Regions from separate parts of the Homo sapiens genome. Here region 2 is linked to region 1. Evidence: chromatin contacts called from ENCODE Hi-C or POLR2A ChIA-PET data. All regions are on one chromosome and are shown on one strand. Each heading gives the region's core, a stretch centred on a gene start or an enhancer-like site at or near the end of the contact. The rest is flanking DNA. Distances are from core to core; before and after follow the strand shown.

Region 1 (3,947 bases), core at 523-3,022:
AGTTGTAAGTAATTGCATTGTATGGTTTTTCTTTGAGAATTTGGTGATTTTCCTCCAAAATTTAACAATTTTAATTTAATTTAATATTTAATATTTAATAATAAATTTAATTTAATTTTTAATAGTTTTTTTAAGCCAATTGGAAAACTCTACTATAGATCCTATATATAGAAAAAAATTATAATACCTTTTTTTTTGAGACAGAGTCTCGCTTTGTCGCCAAGGCTGGAGTGCAGGGGCACGATCTCGGCTCACTGCAAGCTCCGCCTCCCGGGTTCAAGTGATTCTCCTGCCTCAGCCTCCCAAGTAGCTGGGATTACAGGCACACACCACTATGCCCGGCTAATTTTTTTATTTGTAATAGAGGCAGGGTTTCACCATGTTGGTCAGGCTGGTCTTGAACTCCTAACCTCGTGATCCGCCAGCCTCAGCCTCCTAAAGTGCTGGGATTATAGGCGTGAGCCACCACACCCAGCTTAGAACCTTTTTCTGTAAATATTCCTATTAATGTAAAAAATCATTTTATTTTATGGTTAAAACAACACAATTGGGACCAGCTATCTTCAGAGTTTTAGTTTTTTAAAGCTCACATTTTTACCCTATTTCTGATATTTCTTGTCTACACTTATACCATGGATATTTCTTGTATACACTTATACCATTGATGTTCTTTGATGTTTCTTGTTTACTTGTATAGCATTGATGTTATTTAAGATTATTTTATGTGCTCTGTGGACAGATGCTTCTAATTTAATGTTTTCATTAAATTCATTTGTGTGATTTACAATTTATGACAGATGATTCTGACTTCCCAGTGAGTGACAGCAATTTTCCTTTTTGAGTAAATTTATTTAAGTAAAGACCTGACTCATATTAAAGAAAAATATGAGTACAGGGTAGTATTGACATGATATAGCGCCACAATTCTGAATGTGGTATCTAAATGACTAATGTCTGGGAAATGCTTGAAACACCTACACTGGAGATGTATAGCCAACCAACCGAATATCTTCATTTTTGTATCAATATTTGGTACCTGCCAACTTTTTAAAAATTTTATTTTAATCCCCTCCTGCTTTGTTACATTTTTGGCAAAGAGGGAATGGTCTATGGATGAGGGTTGAATGCTCGGTTCTTTTTTTTTTTTTTTTTTTTTTTCTGAGACAGAGTCTCGCTCTGTCGCCCAGACTGGAGTGCAGTGACCGGATCTCCGCTCACTGCAAGCTCCGCCTCCCGGGTTCACGCCATTCTCCTGCCTCAGCCTCCCGAGTAGCTGGGACTACAGGCGCCCGCCACCACGCCCGGCTAATTTTTTGTATTTTTAGTAGAGACGGGGTTTCACCGTGTTAGCCAGGATGGTCTCGATTTCCTGGCCTCGTGATCTGCCTGCCTTGGCCTCCCAAAGTGCTGGGATTACAGGCGTGGGCCACCACGCCCGGCCTGCCTGATTCTTTAGGAAATAGGTCTTCAGGACCCCCACACTTAATCCTGGGATGTGAAAGTGATAAGTCTCAGTCAACTTAGGTGCAATGCCTTATCCAGGTATGAATGCAGTCTTTCCCTGAGCTGAATAAAACTCAAGAATCAAAGACTCTGTTCTTGCTTTCTCAATCTGCTGTTGTCTCCACTCAGCTCACTTCCTATGGAAAGGACTCAGGTATGGGGCAGAGTCACTTCCTGCACCACACCATCAGCAAAGCTAGCTCCTCTTGGCTGGCGCAGGCCCTCTGGCTTCCCAGCTATGAGGTCACGCCAGCTGAGAATTCAATGATCTGTCTTAACCACAGTGACTCATGCAGCCTCTGGTTACCCTGCGGCTGGGACCCAGTTCCTGTACAGGAAGACATATTTTAAATGATTACATGAATGACGGAGAGTGCGCAGAGGGCTTTCAAAGATTTGGAACAACCAGCCGGAAGCGCCAAAACTTACCCGGGTTTGTTCAACCTCATTTGGTTTGAGAATTAGAAGGACTGGTCCCGACGGGTGCTCTCTGACTACTGCTAAGAATCTCTCGTCCTTTCTAGCAGTGATGGCCTGGCGGCCACACTCAGCACAAGTTAACGATTCCAAGTGCAGGAAGAAGTAAGGAGTGAGAAATAAGAATAAAATAAAAAATAAAATCCCCCTAAATTGTCGCAATTTGAAAACTTTTCTCAAATCCTCAAAGGAAGATAATTGTCTAAACTCCAGGGGCAGCTCGAGGCTCAGAAGAAAGAGTGTAGACTTATTCTAAAGAGAATGAGAGTGAGGACTGGGCACCAAACGTGCGCTAAGTGCCAGCACGCTCATTCCTTTTATGTAATCTGCTCCTCTCCTCCATTGCGTTTTTTTCTTTTAAATAGACTTTATTTCAGTTTTTGGTTCACAAGAGATACAGAGATTTCCCATATACCTCCTGTTGCTTACACATACATGCAATCACCCCGTTACCAACATCCCCCACCAGGGTGGTACCTTTGTTACAACTGAGGAACCTACATTGACCCATCATCACCACCCAAAGTACATAGCTATGTCAGTGTTCACTCTTGATGTTGTACATTCTATGGGTTTACACAAATGTACAAAGACATGGATCCACCATTATAGTATCCTATAGAGTAGTTTCACTGTCCTAAAATCTTCTGTGCTCTGCCTATTCATCCTTCCCTCCTTACCCCTGGACACCACTGATTTTTTTTTTTTTTTTTTTTTTTTTTTTTTTTTTTGAGACAGAGTCTCGCTCTGTTGCTCAGGCTGGAGTGCAGTGGTGTGATATTGGCACACTGCAACCTCTGCCTCCTAGGTTCAAGCAATTCTCCTGCCTCAGCCTCCTGAGTAGCTGGGACTACAGGTGCATGACGCCACGCCCGGCTAATTTTTTTGTATTTTAGTAGAGACGGGGTTTCACCATGTTGCCCAGGCTGGTCTCAAACTCCTGAGTTCAGGCAATCCACCCGCCTCCGCCTCCCAAAGTGCTAGGATTATAGTCTTGAGCCACCGCACCCAGTCAATCTTTTTACTGTCTCCATAGTTTGCCTTTTCCAGAATGTCGTATGGTTGAAATTGTACCATATATAGCCTTTTCACACTGGCTTCTTTCACTTTATTATAGGCTTTTGAGATTCTCCCATGTCTTTTCATGGCTTGTTAGCTTCTGTCTTTATAGTGCTGAATAATATTCTGTTGTCTGGGTGTACCACATTTTATTTATCCATTTGCCTACTGAAGGCAGTCTTGGGTGCTTTCAAGTGTTAATACTTATGAATAAACCTGCCATAAACACCCATGTGCCTTTTGTGAGACATAAATTTTAATCTCCTTTGGGTAAACATCAAGGAGTGGGATTGCAGGATGGTATGCTAAGAGGATGTTCAGTTTTGTAAGAAGCCACCAAACTGTCTTCCAAGTGGCTGTTCCATTTTGCATTTCCATTGGTACTGAATCAGAGTTCCGGTAACAGAGTTCCCCAGTACTCTTGGAAGCACTGGGAGTTGTCAGTGTTCTCGATTTTGTCTATTTTAACAGGGGTGTAGTGGCATCTTATTGTTGTTTTGATTTTAATTCCCCTGATGATACATAATGAGAGCCTTTTGCTTTTTATTTTTCTTTATTTATTTTTATTTTTGAGACACAGTTTCACTCTGTCACCCAGGCTGGAGTGCAGTGGTGTGATCTTGGCTCACTGCAACCTCCGACTTCCAGGTTCAAGTGATTCTCCAGCCTCAGCCTCCCGAGTAGCTGGAATTACAGGTGTGCACCACCACGCCCGGCTAATTTTTGCATCTTTTCAGTAGAGACAGGGTTTCACCATATTGGCCAGACTGGTCTCGAACTCCTGACCTCAAGTAATTCTCCTGCCTTGGCCTCCCAAATTGCTGGTATTACAGGTGTGAGCCATGGCGTCTGGCCACCCTTTGCTTTTTTTGCTTTTTAACAAATTACACTAACTCAATATGTGTGGT
Region 2 (3,886 bases), core at 1,387-3,886, 1.5 Mb after region 1:
GAGATTGCGCCACTGCACTCCCACCTGGGCCACAGAGCGAGACTCCGTCTCAAAAAAAAAAAAAAAAAAAAAAAAAAAAAAGAAACAACAAAAGAAGCTATAGGGTTTTTGGGTGTGGCCCACATTGCGGATCATCCAGCCCTGGTCTAGGTGGGTGGCTTTAGCCTGAAGGAGCCATGGAAGTTTTAGGAGCTGGTGCACTCAGCTTTGGGAGAAAGTGAGGGCATAGAACGCTGGCCCCGTCTGAGTTTTGACTCTGGCTGGCCGTGTGAACACCACCTAGCACCCTAGGGCATTGTTGGGCCCATCAGCAAGAGAATGTTTTGTCAAGGTGGGGGTAGAACTGGATTTCCCACTACCTTGGGCCCATGAGGCTCATGGGACTTTGGAGAAGCCGCTCATTTTCACATTCTGTAATGTAAACAAGAATAATCTAGATTCATATATATTACCTCCTTTTATGTTGAGAACAACCCTATAGGATAAGTACTACTCTTGTTGCCATTTCCCAGATGAGGAAACTGAGGCACGGAGACGTGGAAGAACTTTCCCTAGGTCACTGTAAGCAGCATAAAGCATCGCTGTGTGCTGGGCCAGTGCCATTTCCGCGCCACCACCGAGACCCCACGGCACGCCTTGCTCACTGTGCAGGAGGCCGCAGTTGCCTTTAGGAGCATGAGGCACTGTGTGCTCCATCTCTGGGGTTCAGAGTGTGCGGTCATGTTATGCCTGCATTCGTATCAGAATGAGGCCCAGGAGGCTGATGGGTTGCAGATTTGCATGCAATGGCGCGATCTCGGCTCACTGCAACCTCCATCTGCCGGGTCCAAGCGGTTCTCCTGCCTCAACCTCCCGAGTAGCTGGGACTACAGGCTTGCACCAACCATGTCTGGCTCATTTTTCCATGTTTAGTGGAGATGGGGTTTCACCATGTTGCCCAGGCTGGTCTCAAAGTCCTGGCCTCAGGTGATCTGCCCGCCTCGGCCTCCCAAAGTGCTGGGATTACAGGTGTGAGCCACCGCGCTGGGCTGCATGAACCTCTTACATGCTTGCCTTCTCTGGAGGGCCTGGACTTTGAAGCTTCTTTCACTCCCAGCATCTTTCCCTACACAGGCCCTCTTCCCCACTATCTCTGGGGGAGGAGTCTGCAGGCCAGTTCTGCAATGTGCCGCCAGAGGGAGCTGCCCGCAGAGAAACGGGAGCGCCACACTCAGGCCCCAGGAAGGCAGCAAGCTGAGTTCCCCTGGCCTCAGTTCACTTTCCCTCTTGAAAGTCACCCAAACTCAAGCAAAAGCTCCGATTCAGGAATAAATGGGGTTGTTTTATCCCAGCCAAGGCCTGGGGAAGCTTGGTATTAAGAGCGTTTGTTCCATTCTTTTAAAAATGGAAAAGGGTCCGTCCTCTGGGTGCCCATGGCACCCTGGAAAGCAGGCAGAGTGCTGGTCACAGGCGGAGACTTTGAGATACCGAGACCGAGGCTGGAGTTTGGGCCCTGAAACTTTCTAACCAGGATGGCCTTGGGCAGAGCAGCCTGTGTTTAGAGCTTCCCATCTGTAATATAGCAGTGACAACCATGCCTGCTTTGCAGGGTTCCTGTTAGGATTAATTCTCTATAGAGCCCCCCAGAAGCCACTTTTGGATTTGAGATGGTTCAAGGCCAGACCTTGCATGACAAGAGTAGGGACAGCTTTCCACAGGCCTCAATAAAGTAGTATTCCCAGGCAGTTCTGCAACCCCAGCCTCATGCCCTTTGCACCTTCCTAAGAGGCTGCCTTGCCTCAGCTTTGGTCCCCATCCAAGACTCCTAAGAGCAAAGCCAGTTCTTTTCCTTTTTTTTCTTTCTTTAAGAGACGGTCTCACTCTGTCACCCAGGTTGAAGTGCAGTGGTGGGATCATAGTTCACTGCAGCCTCGAACTCCTGGGCTCAAGCAATCCTCCCGCTTCAGCCTCCCAAAATGCTGTAGGTCACAGGTATGACTCACCCACCCGGCCTAATTTTTATTATTATTTGTAGAGATGGGATGTCACTGTGTTGCCCACGCTCGAACTGCTGGGCTCAAGCAATCCTCCCTCCTCAGCCTCACTGGCAGCTGGGATTACGAGTCCCACCCAACCTGCTTCTCCTTTTGCAACCCCCAGACCCAGAGGCTCCAGAGCAGGCTCTGGAACAGAGGAAATCTGGCTCCGGCCCACACATTCACCAAATACTGACGCAGCACCCTTGACCTCCAGATGCCCCTGTGCTCTCTTCTGTGCCCAGGCTGCGGGGAGAGAGGGGTCCTCCAGGCCAAAGGGAGGGAGGTCTCCGGGAGGTCCCCGCGGTCCTGGAGGCAGGTGCGCGGGGCCCGGATGTGATCATGCGTGCGCGTGGGAGAAAGGCAGGGCTGGGCCTGCGGGAGCGCGGCCTTGCGGTTCCCAGGACTCTTCTCCGGGCGCCTCGTCTCCTTACGCCACCCGCAACCCAAGCCAGGGCCCCGGTGACAGCGGCGGGGTGGGCCAGGACCGGGGAGGGGGTGCCCAGCAGCGACCCCCGGCTCCCCCTAAGGCCGGGCGCAGCTCGGAGCCAGGAGCTGGCCCGGCGCGTGGCTTCCCGGAAGGCCCGGCGCAGCCGGAAGGTGGGACGGAGGGCGGGGCCAGCGCCGGGGCCGCCACCAAGGCCTGCGCGACCCTCCGCGGGGCTGGGGAGCTGGGCGGGGAGCCCGGGGCCTGCCAGGCCCGGGCTGCAGCCGCGTCTGATCGCCGAGCGCGCCGCGTAGACCTCCGCTCCCCCAGGTAAAGGAGCGCCCGGAGCCGGGGCGGGGCGCCTCCCAGGCCGCGCCCCGCGAGAGGAGGGGGCACCCCAAGAGCAGGCCTGGAGACCCGGGAGTGCCTTGGGGAGAGGGTCCCCGCCCTGCCGGGAGCCCGGCCCTCCCGGTGCCGGGGTGGACACTGTTAGTGTAGTCATTGTCCCTATGGAGAAACTGAGGCATGGAGAGGCTGAAGTCACACAAGTAAGCAGCAGAGCTGGGACTAGAGTCCCGGGCCCTGGCTCGCTGTCACCCAGGAGTGGCGTAGGCATGGGTGTGGTGGGTGGGGGTGGGGTGCGGGTGGTGGATGTGGTGGGAGTGGGTGAGGTTGGGTGGGGTGGGGATGTGGGTTTGGCGGGGGTGGGGTGCGGAATGTGATGGGTAGGGGTGGGGTAGAGTGGGGGTGGCTGGTGGGGCAGGGGCGGGGCTGGGGGTGGGGTGCTAGGTATTATAAATGTGAAGCGGATCCTGACAGGACACCTGTGGGGCAGCGGAGCTGGGCTGAGCCATATGGGAAGAAAATCTGGGCGCTAGTTTAGATTTGGTCAGGAAGGGTCGTTAATGCTTTAGGAGGTGAGATTAGTTTTGGGGATGGCAGGTAGTTTGTTGAGCTTTTGTTTAGACAGTCTTGCTCTGTTGTCCAGGCTGGAGTGCAATGGCGCGATCTCGGCTCACTGCAACCTCCACCTCCCTCGTTCAAGCAATTCCCCTGCCTCAGCCTCCCTAGTAGCTGGGATTACAGGCGACACCACCAAGCCTGGCTAATTTTTTTGTATTTTTAGTAGAGACGGAGTTTCACCATATCGGCCAGGCTAATCTCAAACTCCTGACCTTGCGATCCACCTGCCTCAGCCTTCTGCAATGCTGGGATTACAGACGTGAGCCACCCCGACCAATTTTTGTATTTTTTAGTAGAGACGGGGTTTCACCATCTTGGAATAGCACCTGTAGTTCCAGCTACTCGGGAGGCCGAGGCGGAAGAATTGCTTGAGGCCAGTTCCCGACCAGCCTAGGCAACACAGGGAGACTGCGTTTCTGGAAAAAACAACAACAACACCAGCAACAACAAAAAGCAGGAAGGAAGGGGAGAGGGAAAGAGA

What was found. Hi-C counts contacts between places; a loop is a spot of excess contacts on that map. ChIA-PET counts read pairs that join two places held with the same protein, here RNA polymerase II (POLR2A). Pooled maps may share reads with other maps.
Region 2: a loop to region 1 is called in a map of CD4-positive, alpha-beta T cell, with 6 times the contacts of the local background. The contact joins the promoter of C19orf12 here to the enhancer-like site in region 1. A Hi-C loop is called at or near these places in 1 of 168 maps with a recorded cell type or tissue (CD4-positive, alpha-beta T cell) and 6 of 50 pooled maps. POLR2A ChIA-PET finds 5 or more read pairs at or near these places in 1 of 52 experiments (activated CD4-positive, alpha-beta T cell).

Annotation. Positions count from the first base shown.
Region 1 is chr19:31,212,121-31,216,067 of GRCh38, reverse strand. It overlaps a transcript of TSHZ3 not described here. Among named protein-coding and RNA genes, the nearest start is that of LINC01791, 47 kb to the right of the region's middle. RefSeq lists an enhancer at 3,947. Within about 2 kb of position 1,772, at least 7 of the 41 ENCODE cell types and tissues checked have a DNase peak (open chromatin) inside an H3K27ac peak, as active enhancers do.
Region 2 is chr19:29,714,011-29,717,896 of GRCh38, reverse strand. It overlaps C19orf12 (chromosome 19 open reading frame 12), which reads left to right and starts at 2,636. Exons shown (of 3, transcript NM_031448.6): 1 at 2,636-2,772. RefSeq lists enhancers at 1,277-1,496, 2,042-2,141 and a silencer at 2,312-3,101.